Regions from separate parts of the Homo sapiens genome. Here region 2 is linked to region 1. A link is an interaction called in ENCODE POLR2A ChIA-PET data of the cell type or tissue named here. Cell type or tissue: B cell. All regions are shown on one strand. Each heading gives the region's core, and the rest is flanking DNA. Links, peaks and the distances in the headings are about the cores only.

What was found. Peaks named below come from ENCODE experiments on the same cell type or tissue, not always from the same donor. Only the 100,000 strongest peaks of a DNase experiment are listed, where the experiment ranks them.
Region 2: POLR2A ChIA-PET joins it to region 1 with 7 read pairs; 3 of 35 experiments call an interaction of 5 or more read pairs at or near these places.

Annotation. Positions count from the first base shown.
Region 1 is chr20:47,636,711-47,644,710 of GRCh38, forward strand. It overlaps NCOA3 (nuclear receptor coactivator 3), which reads left to right. Exons shown (of 23, transcript NM_181659.3): 12 at 1-52; 13 at 938-1,073; 14 at 2,298-2,492; 15 at 2,867-3,112; 16 at 3,215-3,341; 17 at 5,503-5,674. Among named protein-coding and RNA genes, the nearest start is that of NCOA3, 140 kb to the left of the region's middle. In B cell, for the core only: no CTCF peak of the experiment used is centred there; no DNase peak of the experiment used is centred there; H3K27ac peaks cover 299 bases.
Region 2 is chr20:47,179,124-47,195,923 of GRCh38, forward strand. EYA2 (EYA transcriptional coactivator and phosphatase 2) reads left to right here. Exons shown (of 16, transcript NM_005244.5): 13 at 675-789; 14 at 1,692-1,813; 15 at 4,168-4,268; 16 at 8,930-9,721. The coding sequence ends at 9,010. Among named protein-coding and RNA genes, the nearest start is that of MIR3616, 21 kb to the left of the region's middle. RefSeq lists an enhancer at 2,218-2,512. In B cell, for the core only: no CTCF peak of the experiment used is centred there; no DNase peak of the experiment used is centred there; H3K27me3 peaks cover 1,047 bases.

The sequences.
Region 1 (8,000 bases), core at 1-8,000:
TAGCTCAAGTCAAGAGAAAGACCCTAAAATTAAGACAGAGACAAGTGAAGAGGTAATTTGTTTTCTGTATATTTCAGCTCATATTTCATCATTTTTCGGTGTTAGATAATGTGATATAAAAATTCTTCCATTTTAGGTTTATTTAAAGAAAGTTAAATCTTTAGCTCTCATTTCTTTATAATTATTTTGGATGTCAGTAAAATTATGATGTAATTTAGAAATAACAGATGTGTATGTTTTAAGATGTGACTATAACTCTTTAGTAGCCAATATGAAATTTTTTCATGGAGGTGTTTATTGCTGGAATGGGCAGATTGGGTCATTAAGAGAATGGTAGAAGTAATCAGGAAAAAAAAAACTTGTATTAAGCAGCATAATTTTTATTTTAAGGTAAAATCAAGTTTCATGCACAAGATGACATTCTGTATAAGCATTTCCCAAACTTATAGGATATATTAATATGCACTTGAGAAAATGAAAGGCTTAAAGTTAGGATGTGGGCTTAACCTACTGTTCACCAAATTTATTGACCGAAGCCCTTTTTAGAGCATGCCTATGAACATCCCAGCTTGCTCCTTTTATTATTAATCACACTTATTTTCAGAAGGTTTGTGTAGATGCAGATATCTGTTAGCTAATTATCAATGCACTGCTAGTGACTGTTACCTGCAAAATATTCTACAGTTTGAGAATTAAATGTCTTGTGTAAATTTAAAAAATGCCCCTTTGAAAGGACCAAATGTAGTGATTTAATCTCAGAGGAGGAAGATTAGAGATGGGGGTCATAATAAACTGGCCTTTCAGGTGGGTATTATCATTGTAGGTAGTTTTTGTATTTTACTTGCTTCTATTTCATGTATCATTTTTTCTGATGGGTATGTTTATACCTGTGTGTCTGGTAATGTATACAGGTTAATTTTTAAAACTTTATTTTCAGGGATCTGGAGACTTGGATAATCTAGATGCTATTCTTGGTGATCTGACTAGTTCTGACTTTTACAATAATTCCATATCCTCAAATGGTAGTCATCTGGGGACTAAGCAACAGGTGTTTCAAGGAACTAATTCTCTGGGTAAGAATGAACTAGGTTTTTTTTTTTTTTGCTGCCTTTGAAACTTTTCTGCATACCTGTAAACACTCTTACACTAAGACCAGGATATAAATAGCATTTATAACTTCAGAACATATATTCTGCCTCTGTTTTCTATACTAATTTATATGTGCTTTAGAAAGCTTTTTGAACATTTTCCTGTTTTTTAAAAATTAAATAAATTTCCCACTTCTAACTAATATGCCAGTAATCATGGCACTTATAGAAAAATATTCATGTTTGATTATTCCAGGTGAGTACTGTAGGTACTAGGGCATATATTTTTCTTAGCCACAGAGAACTGGATTAAAAAGCAACTCAGACTCTAGATTAAAACCTGTCCATTGGTGTTTTAACAGAATCTTGTCATTTAATTAAGATAGTTTTCTTTGGTGTTTGCTGGTTCTTATCTAGCCCCTCTCCTGTTGCTGTGTGTTGACTTCATCAATTTAACAAAGGTAGGCCGGGCATGGTGGCTCACACCTGTGGTCCCAGCTACTCGGGAGGCTAAGGCATGAGAATCGCTTGAACCTGGGAGGCGAAGGTTGCAGTGAGCCAAGATTGCGCCACTGCACTCCAGCCTGGGTGACAGAGTGAGACTCCGTCTCAAACAAACAGACAGAAAAACAAAGATATATTGTGTGTGTCAATTGAAAAGGCAGCATGCACAATTATTCAGAATGGTCATTATTCAGTAGCATTATTTCCTAAACTAGAATGGATAGATCAATTAAGAGTGGGGGGGAAAAAAAGAAGGTTAGAAGGGGATTTTACATTTTATTTCTTTTCGATCAGAAGGCAACTTATCTGGTTAAGTTGATTGTTAAAATTATAAACAGTATACTTAAGTACAAATATGCAAGAACCTTCAGGAGCTTGGAACATTTGTGAATTTTTCAATATTAAGTGAAGCGCAGAGTATCAGTGACCATATCAGGCTACAGAAAAGTTCTCAGTACTTCAGCCGACATGGAGATTGTTGTTTCTACTTTATTTGGAATATGAGACCCTTTTTTGGCTGGCAGGGGGGCGGGGGGTGGCGGTGGTGGGTGAGGGCCACTTCCCTCACTTATTTTGTAAAGGAAGACAGTGTTTGTTTTTGTAAGAAAGACATTCTTGGGTGGGGAGTGGTGGTATTTGTGTTTTGTACTTGATTATTTATATATTAAATCACGAAGAAATGTTTTTGTATTGTGTTTTCAACAGGTTTGAAAAGTTCACAGTCTGTGCAGTCTATTCGTCCTCCATATAACCGAGCAGTGTCTCTGGATAGCCCTGTTTCTGTTGGCTCAAGTCCTCCAGTAAAAAATATCAGTGCTTTCCCCATGTTACCAAAGCAACCCATGTTGGGTGGGAATCCAAGAATGATGGATAGTCAGGAAAATTATGGCTCAAGTATGGGTACGTTATTTCTAATTAGTATGTATGATTATTTTGGGAAAAGCATATTTAAAATACTTAAAGCCATCTAAATAATTGGGAGTAAATAATAACTTTTTGAATAACGTTAGTATGTTTCTTCCATGAATATCCTTCATTTATTCTATGTTTTGGTTATGTAAACTCTTCAAGAGTCTTTTGGTCTATGACATTTTCCAGCCTGTTGAATATATGAGAATAGTGGCCTATGTCTCCACAGTTGGCCAGCCCTTTTCTTACCATGACAAAGTGCTGTTTTGTCAAGGTTGATGTTGTGTATAATGGCTGTACTTACATGGTATAAGAAGGATTTCATTATAATATGGAAAAGACCTAAGTATGGCTACCTGTTTTAGGTGGGCCAAACCGAAATGTGACTGTGACTCAGACTCCTTCCTCAGGAGACTGGGGCTTACCAAACTCAAAGGCCGGCAGAATGGAACCTATGAATTCAAACTCCATGGGAAGACCAGGAGGAGATTATAATACTTCTTTACCCAGACCTGCACTGGGTGGCTCTATTCCCACATTGCCTCTTCGGTCTAATAGCATACCAGGTGCGAGACCAGTATTGCAACAGCAGCAGCAGATGCTTCAAATGAGTAAGTGTCCACCCTCCCCTCTTCATGAAAAAAGAAAGTTAGATGTTTCAGGATAATTTTTGCTCTTATTTGAGAATTTGTGCTTTCTTTTTGCTCCCCCAGGGCCTGGTGAAATCCCCATGGGAATGGGGGCTAATCCCTATGGCCAAGCAGCAGCATCTAACCAACTGGGTTCCTGGCCCGATGGCATGTTGTCCATGGAACAAGTTTCTCATGGCACTCAAAATAGGTGGGGTGTTATTTTGTGACTCTGTAGAAAATCTCAGCATTGGGTAGTTTAGAAAAGAGTTGGAGCACAGAAGCAAACGTGAAAGAGAATGAGAATTCCCTATAATTGAGGTACTGGGTTGCCAGCTGGGCATTTCTCGTGTAACTCTGTGTAAAAATGAGGCTGAAGCAGTAAGCAGTGCGTGTGGCATTCACAGGAGAGGGAGGAGATACAACCATGTTGTCCAGCCATTAGGGCCATTCAGTGGCCAAACCTCTGAGAGCCTCTCTGTGAGATGATTGTCTCTCTAGTCCCATGAGGAGGGGAAAAAAGATAAGTACATGTTTCTAGTGGTTTTATAAATGTTCTTCAGAGGGTTAGCCTCAGTTTTCCAGAAAATTAAACTTTTTTAAAAAAACTTTTCTTTTCCCCCAACCACCTGCTGCCTATTGAGAAAATTCTTTTAAGGATTGGCTAATTGTTTTCTAAAATTATTTTAAACATTTCAGTGATGATAGTGAAATAACTATATAGCATCTTTAAAATTTTTCATAAAATAAAGATTGTAGGCCCGGTGTGGTGGCTCACGCCTGTAATCCCAGCACTTTGGGAGGCCGAGGCGGGCAGATCACAAGGTCAGGAGATCGAGACTATCCTGGCTAACAAGGTGAAACCCCTGTCTCTACTAAAAAAAAAAAAAAAAAAAAATTAGCCGGGTGTGGTGGTGTGTGCCTGTAGTCCCAGCTACTCAGGAGGCTGAGGAAGGAGAATGGCGTGAACCCGGGTGGCGGAGCTTGCAGTGAGCTGAGATTATGCCACTGCACCCCAGCCTGGGCAACAGAGTGAGACTCCGTCTCTAAAAAAAAAAAAAATTGTAGATTGTATTTAATTTTTATTTAGCTTAGTAATTTACTTGCATGCAAGAGGCCATGGTCAATGTCAGCTCTAACAGGAATTCTACAGTAAGTTAAGCAAGGAAAATAAAAATGAACTGATCTATTGAGCAGACAGTGATGTAACTATATGAATTTATTTGAGTGCTTCTCTACTCTATATGAATTTATTTGAATGCTTCTCTACTCAATAGAGAGCAAATAGTTTCAAGTTAACAGAACTTTTCTGAGGCAGGATAAATGTTTAACTTCATGCCCTTGTATGTGTTGGAGAACTGAGGCAACTTGCTGTGGGTGTATGGGGTTTGTGTTACACTTGCCAATATGAGCTCTGTGGGCCAAGTGTGACAAAGTCATTTTGGTATTTCTCCAGACTCACGTCAGTGATAGCTCAACATTTCTTTTTTTTTTTTTTTTTTTTTGAGACGGAATCTGGCTCTGTCGCCCAGGCTGGAGTGCAGTGGTGCAATCTCGGCTCAAGGATCTCCTGGGCTCAAGCAATCTGCCCACCTCTACCTCCCAAAGTTCTGGGATTACAGGTGTCAGCCACCACGCCTGGCTCCCTTCTTTTTTTTTTTTTTTTTTTTTTTTTTTTGAGACAAAGTCTTGCTCTCTCTCCCAGCCTGGAGTGCAGTGGCGCAATCTCGGATCACTGCAAGCTCCGCCTCCTGGGTTCATGCCATTCCCGCCTCAGCCTCCCGACTAGCTGGGGCTACAGGCGCTCACCACCACGCCTGGCTGATTTTTTGTATTTTTAGTAGAGACGGGGTTTCACCATTCACAGGATGGTCTCGATCTCCTGACCTCGTGATCCGCCCGCCTCGGCCTCCCAAAGTGCTGGGATTACAGGCTTGAGCCACTGCGCCTGGCCATAGCTCAACATTTGTATCCTTCCTTTTATTCTTTTGATTTCTCTAATTTTCAAGTATTATAATTATTACCTCCTTCACTGTTTTTGTGAGGAGTATCTTCTCCCATCCTTCCCTACCCTCCCCCTGGCCCCCATTTCTGCTATACCCCAAATGCCTAGGGTTTGGCAATTACAATTTGGTGTTGGGATTGGGGGTTTAAGCTGTATATGGTGGTCTAAAGTGGCCTGGTGAAATTTCTAAATTGTGGGCCTTAAACTTAAATTGATGCCATTCACTCTTTTTTACCACTTGGTTTATTATTTGTGTTTGTAGCATTTGAGTTACTGTTCATTAAAAATACTATGCATGGTTGCTGTGATCTATTACTCTTAGAAAAAAAAAAAGCACCATTGACATTGATTGCAAGTCTTTTTCTAGGCCTCTTCTTAGGAATTCCCTGGATGATCTTGTTGGGCCACCTTCCAACCTGGAAGGCCAGAGTGACGAAAGAGCATTATTGGACCAGCTGCACACTCTTCTCAGCAACACAGATGCCACAGGCCTGGAAGAAATTGACAGAGCTTTGGGCATTCCTGAACTTGTCAATCAGGTAGGTTGCATTAACATGGAAGTAGGAGAGTGTATATTTGTGTGTGTGCGCGCGTACACATTCATGAAGCCACATACAAGAATGCCTGTGTGTGTCTCTCCTAGTACTTGTGTTATATCACTACATTCATGGATACCAGCATTAAATTTGGAAAATATCCTTTTTTGGTCTCAATTCGTATGTTAAAATAGAAAATATACTTACGATTGCGATATTACTTTCAACAACCCACTATTTTTGGCAATTGTAGAAATGATTTAGTTAAGCTACTGTACTGTTCTTAAAAATGTGACCTTTTATTCATGTTAACAGTTCTCATTTTTATAACTATCTTTCTCTACTACTTAGCCAAGCCGTGTGTATTCTGAGGCAAGCTTTTTTTTTGCTTGTTTGTTTAAACAAAACTTGTTTACAATGGCCAAGCTGAACATCCTAACATCATGGTGTCCTGTTCCTGTTTACATACCCCGCCTTATGAAAACATGCCATTCACAAATCTGTATTTCTGAAAGACACATTCTGTAGTGACTGTTTTTTCTTTTTTGAATCGGAGTCTCGCTCTGTCAACCAGGCTGGAGTGCAGTGGCACAATTTCATCTCACTGCAACCTCCACCTCCAGGGTTCAAGTGATTCTCCTGCCTTAGCCTCGCGAGTAGCTGTGATTACAGGCACCCGCCACCACGCCCGGGTAATTTCTTTTGTATTTTTAGTAGAGATGAGATTTTGCCATGTTGGCCAGGCTGGTCTCAAACTTCTGACCTCAAGTGATCCACTCGCCTTGGCCTCCCAAAGTGCTGGGATTACAGGCGTGAGCCACCGTGCCCAGCCATGACTGTTTTTATTTAAAGGCTATGGAGGGGCCACTGTATAGGTTTGTGCGTTCAACAGTAAGCAGGAAAGATCATCAGGGGCTGTCAGTTGTTGTTGGGGAAATAGATGTGTACATATGGAAGTACACTGCCATGTGGCAAATGCTGTCACAGTGCAGATGGGAAACGCTGAGCAGTCCTTGTGTACACCTTCAGGGATACCAGTGACATAGAACCTTGGCACTGAGGAGCCATATTTTATACTCCAACAGAAGTATAGAAGTTCTTTTTTATTTCTTTACTTGTTCAGGCACACTAAATAACCCATCAATTCCTTCCTTCCCTCCTGTAGTTCTCTCTGTTTTACTGTGTCCTTGTGAGGCAAGTCTAGAAATTAATAATTGTCACTATTCCCCTGTGTTGGACTCCTAGTATCCTGAATCTCAAATCGCTTTCTGTCTTGATTTACTCCTTTGTTTTGCTGCAACACAACTTCTATTAACTTCTTCATCCCTACTGCATGAAATAAAATGTTTTGGGTTCTATGTGTCTGAAAATATCTTTATTCCACCCTCCTACATGTCTGGCTATGTATTACATTCTAGGTTTAAAATAATTATATACTTTTGAAAGATTTCTGCCATAGTTTTCTGGCATCTAGTGTGGCCACTGAGTTGTATTTCTTTCTGATTTTGATTCATTTGCATGTGACCCGTTTATTCTCTTTGGAATGATTTAGGAACTTTTTCTCTCCGAAATTTTATGATGCTGTATCTTGGTATGGGTCTTTTTTCATTCATTCTGCTGTGTACTAGATACACTGATATTCCCTTTGGTTTAGGGGTGTTTTCTTGTATAATTTCTTTATTAACCTTATCTCTCCTGTGTTTTTTTTTCTGACCTACTTTTCTGGGATTTCTGTTGACATGTTGGGCATTAAATTCGTTCTATTTTTTTTTTTTTGAGACGGAGTCTCGCTCTGTCGCCCAGGCTGGAGTGCAGTGGCGTGATCTTGGCTCACTGCAAGCTCCACCTCCTGGGTTCAAGCCATTCTCCTGCCTCAGCCTCCCGAGTAGCTGGGACTACAGGTGCCCGCCACCACACCTGGCTAATTTTTTGTATTTTTAGTAGAGACGGGGTTTCACCGTGTTAGCGAGGATGGTCTCGATCCCCTGACCTCATGATCCACCCACCTCAGCCTCCCAAAGTGGGATTACAGGCTGGGATTACAGGCGTGAGCCACCGCGCCTGGCCCTTCATTCTATATTTTGAAGTCTTCTCTATTTTTCTTGTCTTTGATTTGCTTGAGTCACGTTCAAGCTTGGAAAGTGTTGGACGCTTTTATCAAGTATCTGGTGATCCCTGACTGTTCTTATATGTTAAGAGTGAGACATTAAGAAGCTGATTTGACACTTTGCAAGTGTGAGCAGCATCAGTTGTCTTTACTGAGGGTAATTAAGTGGGGAACTAGCCCTAGCCCTTTTATTTCAGGACTCCCCAAATTTTTATTTATTTA
Region 2 (16,800 bases), core at 4,941-12,940, 450 kb before region 1:
ATATTTTTGTTCATATCTGTACATTCAGTGCCTATTACAATATCAAGTACTTAGAAGGTACTCCTGAATTTTTTGTTGGATGCATGGATGGATGGATATGGGGTAGATGGGTGGTTGGGTGGATAGGTGGGTGGGTAGATGGGTGGATGGGTGTGTGGGTGGATGGGTGGATGGGTGGGTGGGTAGACTGATGGGTGGGTGGGTGTGTGGGTAGATTGATGGGTGGGTGGGTGGATAGATGGATGGTTGGATATTGGGTGGATGGATGGATGGGTGGATGGATGGATATTGGGTGGATGGATGGGTGGATAGGTGGGTGGGTGGATGGATGGATGGATATTGGGCAGATGGATGGATGGGTGGATGGATGGATATTGGGTGGATGGATGGGTGGATAGGTGGGTAGGTAGATAGATGGGTGGATAGGTGGGTGGATGGATGGATGGATGAATGGAAGGGTGGATGGGTGGATGGGTGAATCAGTCAGTGGATGGATTAATCTATCAATCTGTTGATCTCAGGATAAGATTGAGAGAAGCCACTGGATTGAAGTTTACTTTGGGTTGTCATCTGATTTTAACCCTCAGGGTACAGTAGCTAGATTCCTGTTCCCTACCTTCATCCCCCAGATCTTTCTAATACGATGACTACATCTTTATTTCCTTTGTCCACAGGGTTGATAGGCACTCCCAAAAGGGAGACCTGGCTACAGCTCCGAGCTGAGCTGGAAGCTCTCACAGACCTCTGGCTGACCCACTCCCTGAAGGCACTAAACCTCATCAACTCCCGGCAAGTGGCAGCCCTCATTTTCCTCTGTGCCACTGAACTTTCTCGCAGTAGACAGTGGTGGCTCCTGCATGTCCACACTTGGGAGAATTGGACTCCTCAAACTCTCACTTGTACACTTTCCAAATATTTTTTTTTTTTGATATGGAGTCTCACTCTGTCGCCCAGGCTGGAGTGCAGTAGCGTGATCTCGGCTCATCACAACCTCTCCCTCCCAGGTTCAAGCAATTCTCCGGCCTCAGCCTCCTGAGTAGCTGGGATTGCAGGTGTGCACCACCACACCTAGCTAATTTTTGTATTTAGTAGAGATGGGGTTTCACCATGTTGGCCAGGCTTGTCTCGAACTCCTGACCTCAGGTGATCCACCCGCCTCGGCCTCCCAAAGTACTGGGATTGCAGGTGTGAGCCACCACTCCCAGCCCAAATATTTAATAAAGCTTAAGTGCACAAGGCTCAGTGGATACCTTGGAGCATAGCTGAGCTAATAGCGGCAGAGACTTTTCAGGGCCCAACAGGTTTCCAGGTTTCTGGATTCTCCCAAAAGATGAGAACTGGCATGCAGGCTCCAGCTTACTCTATTCCCCACCTCTCCCTCTTGTCCTACACTTGTTCCATATCACTCATTTACATTACCCGCAACTATTTAAGTGTATGGCCCTTGCAATAAACATTTGCTTTTTATATAAGAAAAGTATTCCCCCCATACTACATTTCACTATGTCAGGCAGCTTCAGGCTTAAAAGAGAGGAACAGCCTGAGAATCCTTGGGCCCTAACATACCTGAAGATGACAGCCATAGCCTCCAAGCCTACCAGATTTCCCGCCAACTGCAGGCTCATGCAGCAAGAGGAGGCCTGGCCTTGTGGTCCCTCTGAGTTCTGATCCACAGTCTCCTTTGTCCTTAGGCCCAACTGTGTCAATGTGCTGGTCACCACCACTCAACTAATTCCTGCCCTGGCCAAAGTCCTGCTATATGGCCTGGGGTCTGTGTTTCCTATTGAGAACATCTACAGTGCAACCAAGACAGGTAGGGAGAAGCCACACCTCGGCGGGGATACAGGGTTGGAGGGTGGGGTTAGCTTTCCATCCTGGGAATGGGGTGTTTAAGGAACATGACACCACAGAAATGGATGGAGTGTGCCTATGGCCATGACTCAGATTCCCAAAACAGCCCCCATAGACCACATGCCTTAACCTCTGCTTCTAAAGAAATTGGTTAGGACCACAGTTTTCCAAAGTGTCTGTATGAGTTCAGATACAGGCAAAGCTGCTGTAACAAACACACCCCAAATGCAAGGGCTTGCAAAAGAGTCAAAGCTGATTTCTCCCTAGTAGAACAGACAGAGGTGAGTGATCCAGGCTGGTGGGGTGACCCTGTCCTCAGAGACATCCAGAAACCCAGGTCTCTCCCGTTTTATTTTTCCACCATTTCTTATGGTTTTATTCTCATGTATGGGGTCAAATCAGAGTCCTAGCCCATCCTCATTCTAGCAGGTCTGGTATTTGAAGGCCAAGCTCAGAAGGCTATGTACATTACATTCTACTCACTTCCTGTTAGCCCCAGCTTAGTCACGTGGCCACAAGTAGCTGCCAGGGAAGCTGGGAAATGTAGTCCATAGCTGAGTGATTCATACTGTCACTCAATCTGGAATGCAGTGGCGAGATCATAGCTCACTACAGCCTCAAACTCCCAGCCTCAAGCAATCCTTCCACCTCAGCCCCCAAAGTACTGGGACTACAGGCATGAGCCACCGTGCCAAAATATTTTTAATTAGAAACCTTTTCCATTGTTTTTTCTCTAGAGCAAAAAATAAAAAAAATAAATAATTTATAGTACTTTGGCAGCATTTTCTTGGAGCAATTTTGGTTTTACTGAAGTTCTACGTCCAAACATTATATGAAAGTGCCTTTTGATTTTAAAATTATAGTAGTAGGGGCCAAAATGGTTGTTGAAGATTTTTCAACAAGATCCTGTCTTTTCATTTTTCCCATTTTTCCTGCATACCTCAAGTACCTTTGCAGGTTTATTTCGAATCTCTTTTTTAAATAATATTTTTATTTTTAATTGTGGTAAAATTAAATAATGTAAAATTTTCACCATCTTAACCTTTTTTCTTTTTTTTAAGATGGAGTTTCTCTCTTGTTGCCCAGGCTGGAGGGCAGTGGTGCAATCTCGGCTCACTACAACCTCCGCCTCCTGGGTTCAAGCAGTTCTCCTGCCTCAGCCTCCTGAGTAGCAAAGACTACAGGCGTGCACCACTACACCGAGCTAATTTTGTATTTTTAGTAGAGACGGGGTTTCACCTTGTTGGCCAGGCTAGTCTTGAACTCCTGACCTCAGGTGATCCATCTGCCTCGGCCTCCCAAAATGCTGGGATTACAGGCATGAACCACCGCACCTGGCCATGCACTATACGCTTAAAAATGGTTAAGATGGGTCAGGCGCGGTGGCTCACGCCTGTAATCCCAGCACTTTGGGAGGACGAGGCAGGTGGACTGCCTGAAGTCAGGCAGTTCAAGACCAGCCTGACCGACATAGTGAAAACTCATCTGTACTAAAAATAAAAAAATTAGCAGGGCATGGTGGCGGGTACCTGTAATCCCAGGTACTTGGAAGGCTGAGGTAGGAGAGTCGCTTGAACCCAGGAGGCAGAGGTTGCAGTGAGCCGAGACCAGGCCATTGCACTCCAGCCTGGGCAACAAGAACGAGACTCCGTCTAAAAAAAAAAAAAAAAGGTTAAGATGGCTGGGTGCAGTGGCTCACGCCTGTAATCCCAGTACTTTGAGACACTGAGGTGAGCAGATCACTTGAGGCCAGGAGTTCGAGACCAGCCTGGCCAACATGGTGAAGCCCCATCTCTACTAAAAAATACAAAAATTAGCCAGGTGTGGTGATGCGTGCCTACAGTCCCAGTTACTCAGGAGGCCGAGGCAGGAGAATGGCTTGAACCCAGAAAGTGGAGGTTTCAGTGAGCCGAGATGGCACCACTGCACTCCAGCCTGGGTGACAGAGCAAGACTGTGTCTCGAAACAAAAGTGTCCAGCGCAGTGGCATCAAGTGCATTCAAATGGTTGTGCATCCATTGCCACTTCTACATCGGACAGCTGCAGAGACTTGGGAGCCTGCTCTAACCCCTGCGCTGCCTCCTCCTGCTGTGTTGCCCTGGGCAAGCTACTGACCCTCGCTGTGTTTCCGGCTGTCATCATCCTTCATGTGGGGATGATAACAGGGCTCACCTCAGAAGTTTGCTCAAGAACGAAATGATGAATACCGGGCCTTTGGGAGCACAGCTGCAGGCACCAAGCTCTTAATGAGCGGGTATTGGCTGCAATCCGGGGTCCTCACAGAGCGTTTTTTCTTTCCTTCCTGTGTGCGTGCAGGGAAGGAGAGCTGCTTCGAGAGGATAATGCAGAGATTCGGCAGAAAAGCTGTCTACGTGGTGATCGGTGATGGTGTGGAAGAGGAGCAAGGAGCGAAAAAGGTACTTCTTCCACCTCTCAGACTGCGTTTTCCTGCTCTTTCGAGCACCCCTCGTGGTCTTCAAGGGCTCCTTCCATGATTTCCTCCACTCCCCGTGGCTGGCTGGGTCCTCCTTCCCAGGCTCCTTGCTTGCCAGTCCATTCCATTTGCAAATTGCAGAAGCATCCTGAGTAATTTCCTTCTACAAATCCCCCTCTCTGCCTCTGGCTGCTGCCCCTGGTAGCCCTGGATTGTTTCTGGGACAACTGTTCGGGAGCCTAGAGACGCTCCGGCAGGGCAGGCTGGTGGGGGGCCAGTGCACGTGCATGTGTTTTATTTAATACTTACTGATCATATGTTCCAGCAACCCTTCCCAGTTAATAAAGACAGCATTAAGCTAATGAAAAAGAAAATCCTGCATTTGTGATCTCGGGCCCGTGAGGAGAGGGCAGGGGGTTCTGGTGGCCACATCTCTGTTCTTGGAAAAGAAACAGCTGCCAAAGTCCTGGGTCTGGATCTGTCAACAGCGCCCCAGAGAGGCTGCCACCCCCAACCCGGAGGCCTGGGAAGTGGATTGTTAATGTCACAGACCTTAATTAGGGGGACCTGGTTTCCCCCATCTCTGCCTGGCAGCAAATCCCAAGGAAATGCAAAAATGTTCAGGGTCTCAGCAGATGAAACCCAGAAGAAGAGGGAAGCCCTAGGGTCCTGGGAGAGGGCCCCGGGAGAGAGGAGCTTGGAAGGCTTTGCAGGCACTGTTCCCTCCACCTGGAAGGCTCCTCCCCTTTCCTGGGAGATGTAGTCTCTATTATCCGCCGCCATGAGCCCCGCTAAGAAATGGGAGCTGCTTCTGAGAGAGAAGGGGAGAAGTGATATTGAGGGGCAGCTGCCAGGGTCAGTCGCACTGGTGTGTGGCCAGGCTGTGGCTGGCATCTTGAGTTGCTGACCTAACCCCATGCCCTTCACCACCGTAACTTTATTGCTAACATCATCATTGTACTCAATCCTCCAAAAACTCCTACAAAGTGGGTATCATTGCATCCCTTTTTTTTTTTTTTTTTTTTTAGAGATAGGGTCTCACTCTGGCACCTAGGCTGGAGTGCAGTGGCACAATCTCAGCTTACTGCAGCCTCTACCTACTGGACTCAAGCGATCTTCCCACTTCCACCTCTAAGTAGCTGGAGCTATGGACAGGCACCACCATACCTGGTTAATTTTTTGTATTTTTTTTTTTATAGAGATGGGGTTTTGCCATGTTGCCTGGGCTGGCCTCAAACTCGTAAACTCAAACAATCTGCCCACCTTGGCCTCCCAGAAAGCTGGGATTAGAGGCATGTGCCCGGCCACACCCCATTTTATAGATGACAGAATTTGAGACTCAGAAAGGTTAATTAATTTGCCTAGGGTCACACATCTAGCACATGCAAACCTACCTGTGTCATGCTCCAAACGCCTGGCAGGGAGGAGACGGACTTACGAGTTTCAAACACGGTTGGTTTTCACCCCTGAGCTAGTCAGGCAAGAGTAGAGTCAGCCAAAGAAGACTAGGTACACACCCACCACACACAGAACTCCCATAAAAGTCCCAGTGTCTGAGGCAGAAGCCTCAGAACGTTAGTGAGAAACAGTGTCCACCAGCAGCTCTCTCAGCCTGACAAATGGAAGTCATTAGCCCAGGCCACCGGAAATCTGAGCGGTGTAAAATATGGCCGCAGGACCAGGGGCCTTGACTGTTTCCGCTGACAGTGTTGTTAATATCTCCATTTTAGTGGGTGATTTGTCTCCACCTCTTCACGAGTGATGAATCCACTGGCACTCTGGAACCTTTAAGCCTGGGGTAAAGGCGGCTAGAACATTCTCTTTCTTCCACCTTTGCTCATTCTCTCCCAGAAAAATGAATCACACTCTTTTTTTTTTTTTTTTTTTTTTTTTTTTTTTTTTTTTTTTTTGAGACAGAATCTCACTGTGTCGCCCAGGCTGGAGTGCAGTAGCATGATCTCGGCTCACTGCAACCTCCACCTCCCAGGTTCAAGCGATTCTTGTGCCTCAGCCTCCTGAGTAGCTGGGATTACAGGCATGAGCCACCACATGTGGCTAATTTTTTGTAATTTTAATAGAGACGGGGTTTTGCCATGTTGGCCAGGCTGGTCTCGAACTCCTGACCTCAGGTGATCCGACCACCTCAGCCTCCCAAAGTACTGGGATTAGAGGTGTGAGCCACCACACTCAGCCAAATTACACTCTTTAAAGAGGGCAGGATTGGCCAGGTGGCAACCAGAATCTATCTTTGCAAAGAAAGGAGGGCTTGGCCGGGATGAGGGCAGGGTGGGAATGCTAGGGCAGTGAGAAGGCGTTGAAGAGATGAGAGCTGTTCCCATAGGAGATGGTTTTCTGCTTCCCTTGAGCTGAGAATTGTTTAGAAACTACAGAACAAAGAGAAAAGGATACATTCAGAGGACTTTGCTTGAGAAACTTACCTTCTTTTTTTCCCTCTCTCTCTTCCTCTTTTCATTCCTTCTACGAATATTTCTTGAGCACCTACTATGTGTCAAGAGCCATGCGGTGCAGCAATGAGCATTGCATTCCAAGCTCAACCTTCCTGGGGCCTTTGCACTTGCTGTGTCTTCTACCTGCCCCCACGTTCCCCCACATCTTTGCCAGGGCCTGCTTAAATGACACTCCCTGGAGAGGCCTTTCCTGACCCAGCTCTCAAAAGTAGACACACAAAGCTGCTTTCTACCCTATCTCATTCTGTTTCCTTCCTAGCACTTACCAGGAGATGAACTTATCTTGTTTATTTCTTATCTGTGGGTTTATCTGAGCCTCCAATGAAAGCCCCATAAGTGTTTGTGACCTGTACAGAAGGCCCCACTGGGGTCTGCCCCTGGCATCTTTATAGATCTTCCTTTGCTCACTGAGGGATTCTCAATCTGGGATGCCCTTCCCTTCAGTGACCTGCTAACTATGAAGCACTTATTCTTTTTTTTTTTTTTTTTTTTTTTTTTTTGAGATGAAGTTTCACTCTTGTTGCCCAGGTTGGAGTGCAGTGGCATGATCTCAACTCACTGCATCCTCTGCCTCCTGTGTTCAAGTGATTCTCCTGCCCCAGCCTCCCAAGTAGCTGGGATTACAGGTGGCCACCACCACGCCCAGCTGATTCTTGTATTTTAGTAGAGATGGGGTTTCACCATGTTGGCCAGGCTGGTCTCAAATTCCTGATTTCAGGTAGTCCACCCGCCTTGGCCTCCCAAAGTCCTAGGATTACAGGCGTGAGCCACCACGCCCGGCCTCCTCATTCGTTCTTCAAGGTCTGGGTCTCATGCGCTTCTTGTCCCCTGAGACACCCCCATCCCATTCACTTCTACCAAAAAAGAGGCTGCTTCCTCTGGCTGGCTCCCATGACATTTTATTTACACCTGCCTTAATGATTTCTTTACATTCTTCCTAAGGTAGTCTTATTTATTATCTTTTAAACTACTGAGAAACGCCAGCATTCTTTCTTCCATATACATGCACATATATATACAATTTGTCCTGCATCCTTCCTTTTTCCTATTTACCTAGATATGTCCCTAGCTACTCAGGAGGCTGAGTCAGGAAAATCAGTTGAGCCCAAGAGATCAAGGCTGCAGTGAGCCATGATCTGCATTCCAGCATGGACAACAAACTGAGACTCCATCTCTAAAATTAAAAAAAAAAATTAATGAAACGAAATTCAGCTGGGCACAATGGCTCATGCCTGTAATCCCAACACTTTGGGAGGCTGAGGTGGGTGGATCGCTTGAGCCCAGTAGTTTGAGACCAGCCTGGTCACCATGGTGAAACCCTATCTCTACAAAAAATACAAAAATTAGCCAGATGTGGTGGCATGCATCTGTTGTCCCAGCTACCCGGGAGGCTAAGGTAGGAGGATCGCTTGAGCCTGGGAGGTTGAGGCTGCAGTGAGCAGAGATCATGTCACTGCACTCTAGCCTGTCTCAAAAGAAAGAAAGAAAGAAAAAAAAAACTCCACATCATGACAATAACTTGAAGCAGGTACCACCTGCTGCAAAGAAAAGGAAAAGATAAAAACGAAAGCTATAAAGAAAACAGATTAGTGTCATCTGACCTGGCTAGCTACAGTGGCCTGCTGAAGACTCTCCAAGACCAGCTCTGTTTGTTCACAGTGGAGACTGTCAATGCTGGGGAGGGGTTCCAGCACCGAGCTGTGACTTTCTTCTTGAAGTAACAGGATTCAGAGCACTGCAGCCTCCAATTCCCGGCCTCAAGCAATCCTCCCGCCTCAGCCTCCCAAAGTGCTGGGATTACAAACGTGGGCCACAGTGCCCAGGCAAGAACAAATTTTTAAAAAGGAATCGCTTTCCCATTGTGCAATTTAACACCATGTCAGTGCACCGCCTAAGACCACGCTGGTACCAACAGAGGCGAGAGGGTCAAACAGCGAACACGCTGGGCAGTGCTGGATAAGCCCGTCAGAGCAGGCTCTGAATAGAAATGGTTGGCCATACTGGTGGGTACTGGCCAGATGTGGGTCTGCCAGCAACATCAAGTGCCCCATAGTTTGGGAAGTCCCCACGTGCTAGACTTAACTGGGTTGACTTCTCACATGCCCTCTAACCACAGGCGTGGAACCCGGGGGCAGGGGCGGGGCCATAACCTTGTGGCTGGTGTTCTGTGTTTCAGCACAACATGCCTTTCTGGCGGATATCCTGCCACGCAGACCTGGAGGCACTGAGGCACGCCCTGGAGCTGGAGTATTTATAGCAGGATCAGCAGCATCTCCACCTGCCATCTCACCCTCAGACCCCCTCGCCTTCCCCACCTCCCCACCGAGAACTCCAGAGACCCAGATGTTGGACACCAGGAAGGGGCCCCACAGCCGAGACGACGTGTCCAGTGACCATCTCAGAAGCCGTCCATCAGTCCAAATGGGGGTTCTGAGAAGGAAAGTACCCAACATTGGCTTCGGAGTATTTGACTTTGGGGAAAAGGGCTGGCTCGGAGTCTAGACTCTTCTGTAAGACTCACAGAACAAAAGCAAGGAATTGCTGATTTGGGGGGTGCCTGGTGATGAGGAGGGGATGGGTTTGTCTTGTCTTCTTTTTAATTTATGGACTAGTCTCATTACTCCGGAATTATGCTCTTGTACCTGTGTGGCTGGGTTTCTTAGTCGTTGGTTTGGTTTGGTTTTTTGAACTGGTATGTGGGGTGGTTCACAGTTCTAATGTAAGCACTCTATTCTCCAAGTTGTGCTTTGTGGGGACAATCATTCTTTGAACATTAGAGAGGAAGGCAGTTCAAGCTGTTGAAAAGACTATTGCTTATTTTTGTTTTTAAAGACCTACTTGACGTCATGTGGACAGTGCACGTGCCTTACGCTACATCTTGTTTTCTAGGAAGAGGGGGATGCTGGGAAGGAATGGGTGCTTTGTGATGGATAAAAGGCATTAAATAAAACCACGTTTACATTTTGAAGTGGGGTAGGATGTGGTTACTTTATTACCACTCTTGAGGCTTCCAAATGTGTTGTCCTTTTTAAAGACTTTATCAGTTGCAGAAGAATAGAATCCAACTCACACTGGCTTAAGCCAAGAAAAATGGGGTGGGGGGAGGGAGGAAGGAGAAGAGGGAGAAAAGGAGGGAGGCAGAAAGGGAGGGGAAGAAGGACAAAGGGACAAGTGTCTCCAGGAACTTTAGGTGGTATCTGTCTGGATCCGGGTGGTCAAATGAATTTCTCTCATGTGGCCGTAATTCTCAGGCAGGCTGTTCCCTGTGTGGCAAAGACGGCTCTACGAGTCCTTCAGCAAAACCACACAGACAGAAAGAGACCACATTCTTCACCGTGGTGCAGCGAAAGCCTCAGGACTGTAACTCGTTGGCCAAATCTGAGGCTTAGGCAACTCACGGAGCTGGATTTAGGGTTGGATCCTGTCACGAACAGCAAGTTGAACAAGCTGATCCTCCAAGGGAAAGAAAATCAGTGAGCTGTTATTCAAAGAATTGGGGGAATTGAGGGTCGGGCTGGAAAATGCAACTGACTTCCGTTCTAATGGTAGGACTTCATTTCCCAGTGGATGGGACATGAGTGAAGGATCCAGTTTAAGGGGCAAGGAGGGAAATCTGGAGAAGTTCTGAAGACATCTGGAGCACTGCCACTACCCATAGTGGACCAGGCAGGACCTGGGTCTATCTGATTGGATGCTAAGCAGGAATATAGGCTCCTTCCTTATTAATGCTGGTAAAATCGTGGATTATCAGTCAGCTGACCCATGTCATGGGAGATGGAGATCTCTGCCACTGGAGTCTCAGAGCTAGAATCTCTGATGATTAGAAAACTGTCACCGGCCAGGCATGGTGGTGTATGCCTGTAATCCCAACACTTTAGGAGGCCAAGGCATGTGGGTCGCTTGAGCCCAGGAGTTTGAGACCAACCTGGGCAACATGGTGAAACCCCGTCTTTACAAAAAATACAAAAATTAGCTAGGCATATAGCATGCGCCTGTAGTCACAACTACTCAGGAGGCAGAGGTGGGAAGAGCTCTTGAGCCCAGGAGGTTGAGGCTGCAGTGAGCCAGGTTCACACTGCTGCACTCCAGCCTGGGTGACAGAGCAAGACCCTGTCTCAAAAAAAAAAAAAAAAAAAAGGCATCACTAAGGGTCAGATAGACTCCCTTACTAGACCCTGAGCTTCTCAGGGGGTAGGTACTGTTGGTTTCATCTCTATATCCACAGAATCAAGCACAGAGCCTGACACAAAATAGAATCCCATTATAGATGGCATAGAATGAAGGATGGAAATATGAATGGAACCACAGCCAGATGGATGATAATATGGGTGAATGGCCATTTGGACAAATGGATAAAATGGAGTGTTAAACAGTTGAGTACGTGGGTAGATGAATGGTTGGTTAGGTGATTAGATGATTAATTGGAAGGTGGGTGGGTAATTGGGTGACTGGAAGATGGATAGATGAATAAATGGATACCTACTTGGGATGACTAGATGGATAGTTGGATAAATCATGGGTATATGGACGAACAGATAGATTATTGGATAGATGACCAGATCGATAACCAAGTAGTTGTGTGGTGACATGAATGAATAGATGGTGGTTTGGATGAGTGAATGGCTGGGTGGTTTTACGGAAATATGGATAGATGGTTAGGTGGGTGAGTTAGTGGATAAATGAGTGGGTTGTTTGGACAGGTAGATGGATGGAATGATTGATGGTTGTTGGTGGTTGATAATAATATTATGATGGATATGTGGACAGTTTAATGGGCAGGTGGATGGAAAGTTAAATGGAAATGAAGTGTGATGGTTAGATGGATAGAGAGTGGAATGGAAGTGAAGAATCTTTAGCATTGCCTAAAATACCTGAGTCAGCCTCACTAATATCTGTCAGCTTAGGTTTCTTCTAGAATGAGTGGAGGAGCTTTACTGGATAAGCTGACTTCTAGCTGGAGTGGATAATGAGACTAGAGTAGAGCCACCCAGTCACCAACCATCCACTGGTAGTCAGTGATGTGAATACTCCTGAATCCCCCTGACTCCCCATTCTTTAGCACCCTTGCCACACAGGAACCCACTTATAATCATGATCTACCCATCTCTCCCTTCCTGCTACCATCAAAACCTGCTGTCAGGGAAAATTCTGTTTAGGGTCCAACAAAGGGTAAATTACTTATTAAGAAAATTTTTTCTTTTAGTAGGATTTCATTAGAAACACAAGTAGAATTTCAGCCATGCACACAGGAGGTTTTGGGTGAAACAGATCTTCCCCTTGACCCTGAAATTAAACTACGTAGGTGATCAACTACTTTTTTGTTGTGATGAGTCAATGTCAAAGACTAGTTCTGACAAAAGTTAGCAGTCCACAGTCTTTAAGGTAAGTGTTTTAACTTGAATTCCTTCTGGATGACTCAGAGCTTCTGCTGAGTAAGGATAGTATTTTTCTCATCTCTGTATGCTCATTGCCCATCACAGAGCCTGGCACAGATATGCCACTTAATGAATGTTGGATGGGTGAATGAGTAGATAAGTGGTGGATGGATGGATGGATGGATGGATGGATGGATGGATGGATGGAGAGATGGGTGAATAGTAGATGGATGGATGGATGGATTAGTGGATGGTGGATGGATGGAGGGATGGGTGAATGAGTGGATGCATGGATGGATGTAGATGGATGGATGGATAGATGGATAGGTGAATGAGTGGATGGATGGATGATAGGTGGACAGATGGGTGGTTAGGTGGATAGATGGATAGATGGATGACTGGGATTTCATGGTCCCAGGCTTCTAGACTTCACTGTTTCCCCAGCGGTGTCTTGCTGCTCTCCAGAACATTCTTAGAAGTAGAGTAACAGGACTATTCAAGACACACATACAAAAGCTTTTGGACTCTCAGAAGTCCAACCTTGACTCCAGAACTTCCTGAGCAGCCCAGCAGAAGGATAGAGACCCACAAAAGTGCCCAGGTTGACCTCAAGGATGAAAGAATTTGCATATCCAAGGGATTTAGAAGTCAGAGAGCTACCATTTGGATTTTTTCCATTGCAAATGACAGAAACACTATCAAAATGGCTTAAACAAAACAGAATTCATCTGCTCACTTGACTAAAAGATTCAAGAATGAGTGACCTCAGACCCCTTCAAATGCAAAACTCAAGACCCATCTTTAAAATTCAATTTATTTCTCTGAATCCCTGGACTCTGTTTCCTCTCCTTTGGCTTCGTTTGTAGGCAACATCCACATTCTTAGAGTGGAAGCTGTGGAAGACGTAATCCAACAAAGATTTTCATGAGTAAAGCATTGCTTAATTTTTAAAAGATAACTGCCTAGGACAGATAATCAGGTTAAATGTATTATGTGAGTTAATGTCCTTTAAATATTTTGAGTTGTTTCTTCCTGAGTTACTTGCAGCCAAAAGCGCTCCAACTGATATAGCACATAATAAATAGCATTACTAGTTTTTTTTTTTTCTTTTTTTTCTTTTTTTTTTTTGAGACAGAGTCTTGCTCTGTCACCCATGCTGGAGTGCAGTGGTGTGATCTCGGCTCACTGCAAGCTCTGCCTCCCGGGTTCGTGCCATTCTCCTGCCTCAGCCTCCTGAGTAGCTGGGACTACAGGTGCCTGCCACCACGCCCGGCTAATTTTTTTGTATTTTTTAGTAGAGACAGGGTTTCACCGTGTTAGCCAGGATGGTCTTGATCTCCTGACCTCGTGATCCACCCGCCTCAGCCTCCCAAAGTGCTGGGATTACAGATGTGAGCCACCGTGCCCAGCCTTTTTTTTTTTTTTTTTTTTTTTTTTGAGACAGTCTTGCTCTGTCACCCAGGCTGGAGTGCGATGGCATGATCTCGGCTCACTACAATGTCCACCTCCCAGGTTCAAGCGATTCTCCTGCCTCAGCCTCCTGAGTAGCTGGGATTACAGGCGCATGCCACCATGCCCAGCTAATTTTGTATTTTTAGTAGCGACAGAGTTTCACCATGTTAGCCAGGCTGGTCTCGAACTCCCAACCTCAGGTGATCTGCCCACCTCAGCCTTCCAAAGTGCTGGAATTACAGGCATGAGCCACAGCACCTGGCCAACACTTTATATTTTTTAAAATGCAACTGGTTCTTGTTTTTTGGTTGGTGGTGGTTTTTGGTGTTTGGTTTTGTTTTGGTTTGGTTTTGGGGGATTTTTGTGTGTGTGCGTTTTCTGGTTTTGATTGTTTTTTAGACAGGGTCTCACTCTTGTTACCCAGGCTGGAGTGCAGTGGCACAGTCATAGCTCACTGTAACCTCAAACTCCTGGGCTTAAGCGATCTCCCCACCTTAACTTCTGGAGTAGCTGGGATTACAGGCATGAGCCACCACACCCAGCTAATTTGGTTTTAAAACTTATAAAAAAATACTCAGGCCAGACATGATGGCTCACACCTGTAATCCCAGACCTTTGTGGGGGCCAAGGTGGGAGGATGGCTTGAGGCCAGGCGTTCCATACCAGACTGCAACATAGTGAGACCCCATCTCTACAAAAAACAAAAATAAAAAAATTAGCCAGGCCTGGTGGTACACGCCTGTAGTGCACGCTACTCAGGAGGCTGACGCAGGAGGCTCACTTAAGCCCAGCAGTTCAGGCTGCAGTGATTTATGATTATGCCACTGCACTCCAGCCTGGATGACAGAGTGAGACCCTGTCTCTAAAAATAAAAATAAAATATAAAAAAATGTCAGTGCAGTGGCTTACACCTATAATCCCAACACATTGGGAGCCGGAGGCAGAAGGATCACTTGAGCTCGGGAGTTCAAGATCAGCCTGGGCAACATAGTGAGACCCTGTCTCCACAAATAATTTAAAAAATTAGCCAGGTGTGACAGCATGCACTTATAGCCCAAGCTACCAGGGAGGCTGAGGTGGGAGAATCACTTGAGCCCAGGAGGTCAAGGCTGCAGTGAGCTGTGATCATGCCACTGCACACCAGCCTGGGTGACAAAGCGAGACCCTGTCTCAAAAAAAGAAAAGAAAAAAGTTCAACCTCACCTATAACAAGAGAAATGCAAATACGTTCATTGTCCACATTAGTTGGACAAAAATCTGAGAGTTTCATGACTCACGGTACTGATGAAGCTCATATATTGAAAACGATGAATGGATTACCTATAAGAGCACCTTTTTTTAAATTTTTTTAATTTTTTATTTTTGTAGAAACAGGGTCTCACTATGTTGCCCAGGCTGGTCTCAAACCCCTGGCCTCAAGTGATCTTCCCGCCTCAGCCTCCCAAAGTGCCGGGATTACAGGCATGTGCCATCTTGCCTGGCCCTATAGGAGCATCGTAAAGGTCAGATGTCAGTTTTGGAGACTTCTCTGTCAATAACCTGTGGCCCTCAGGAGCTTGTTTCCAGCCTTGGTTTCCCCCAAACAGCATCACTAGCCCTTTCTCTGTGTGCCCCACAGCATTGGGTAAAGGCTGTGGCCATGTGGGATGTAGCAAGAAAGACCCTTCTCTGAGGCCCCATTGTCCAACACAAGGTGGTCTCAGTGGTCTGAGAGCCAGGGACCCCTGGGAAAATCCTGTTAACAAGTTTCAAAGAGGCTGGAATATATCCACTCATCCATGCTCCTACAGCTCACCCATTCACAATTTTCAGTGTGATGAAGGCACTCTCCCACCTGTCACTCATATGTCTGATTTCATCAGCCTCCTGTAAGCAGCTGCATTCCTTAATTTCTTTTGAGACCAAGTCTCACTCTGTTGCCCAGGCTGGAGTGCAGTGGCATGATCTCAGCTCACTGCAACTTCTGCCTCCCGGGTTCAAGTGATTCTCATGCCTCAAGCCTCCCAAGTAGCTGGGACTACAGGTGTGAGCTACCACGCTCAGCTAATTTTCATATTTTTAGTAGAGATGGGGTTTCACTATGTTGGCCAGGGTAGTCTCGAACTCCTGACCTCAGGTGATCCACCCGCCTCAGCCTCCCAAAGTGCTGGGATTACAGGTGTGAGCCACCGCACCCGGCCCCTTCATTTCTTTTGTATCCTTTTAAAGTTTCTTTATGGAAATATGACAATATATTTCTTATTTCTTCTTCATTGTTACACAAAGGGTGGCATGTGCCATTGGCTTTTTTTCACTTAGCGATGTGTTTTGGAAATAGATCCGGGTTATGCACAGGTCTGTTATTTACCAGGTGCTCGTTTCAACTTCTGGATGCAGAGGTGAAAATGAGCAGATGAGGTCCCGACCGTCACAAAGTGCAGGGAACCGGACTGAAAGCGGCCCTATTGACACTGGGAGGTAGCCTTTGCCGCCAGTCAGCTGGGTCCCACAAGAAAAAAGGTTTTCGCCAGCCAGGAGCAGGGAACCAGCACACACCCCAGGTACAGGCTTCATTCAGGCTTGAGCCACAATCTGTGTCCCCTTCCAAGATCTGCCTTGAGGTCAGCAGGAGAGGAGGGGTCGTATGAGCCTCCGCAGGGAGGGGAAGGTGGCTCTTGGAGGCCTACTTTAGCCAACTTCAAGAAGACCTGTTGAAAGGGGTCCCAAGAAGAACTTCTTGACAGAGATGGCAGTATCTCTCCAGGGAACATTCAGGGGCCATAAAGGGGTCTTGGTGCTTGCCCAGGAGGTAAAATATTGAGGATCTTTTTGCTGGCTGAGATTTTAACTTTTAGGGCACACAGCATGGTACTGTTAGCTCAAAGAAGGAGGCTGCTTTCTTCCCCAGTACAGAGTCACTTCAGACAGTGCCTGGAGTCCGGAAGCAAGCATTGGGCTGATGCAGTGCAGACTCCCCCGAAAAGCATTTGCTGTGGACTCGCTGGTCACCTCTAAGGAGGTGACACTTGAACTCAGACCAGTACAACAAGAAAGGCCAGGGACAGCATTCCAGGGAGAGGTGCAGGAAATACACGGTTCCAGGCAGGACAAAGGAAGGAAAGGAAGCCGGTGTGGCTGGAGGCCAAGGCCAAGGTCAGAGGGTGCGAGCATGATAGGGCGCAAGGGCAAGGCCCGGCCAGATGTCGTGGGACCCTATTCATTTTGGATTTTAAATTGTATT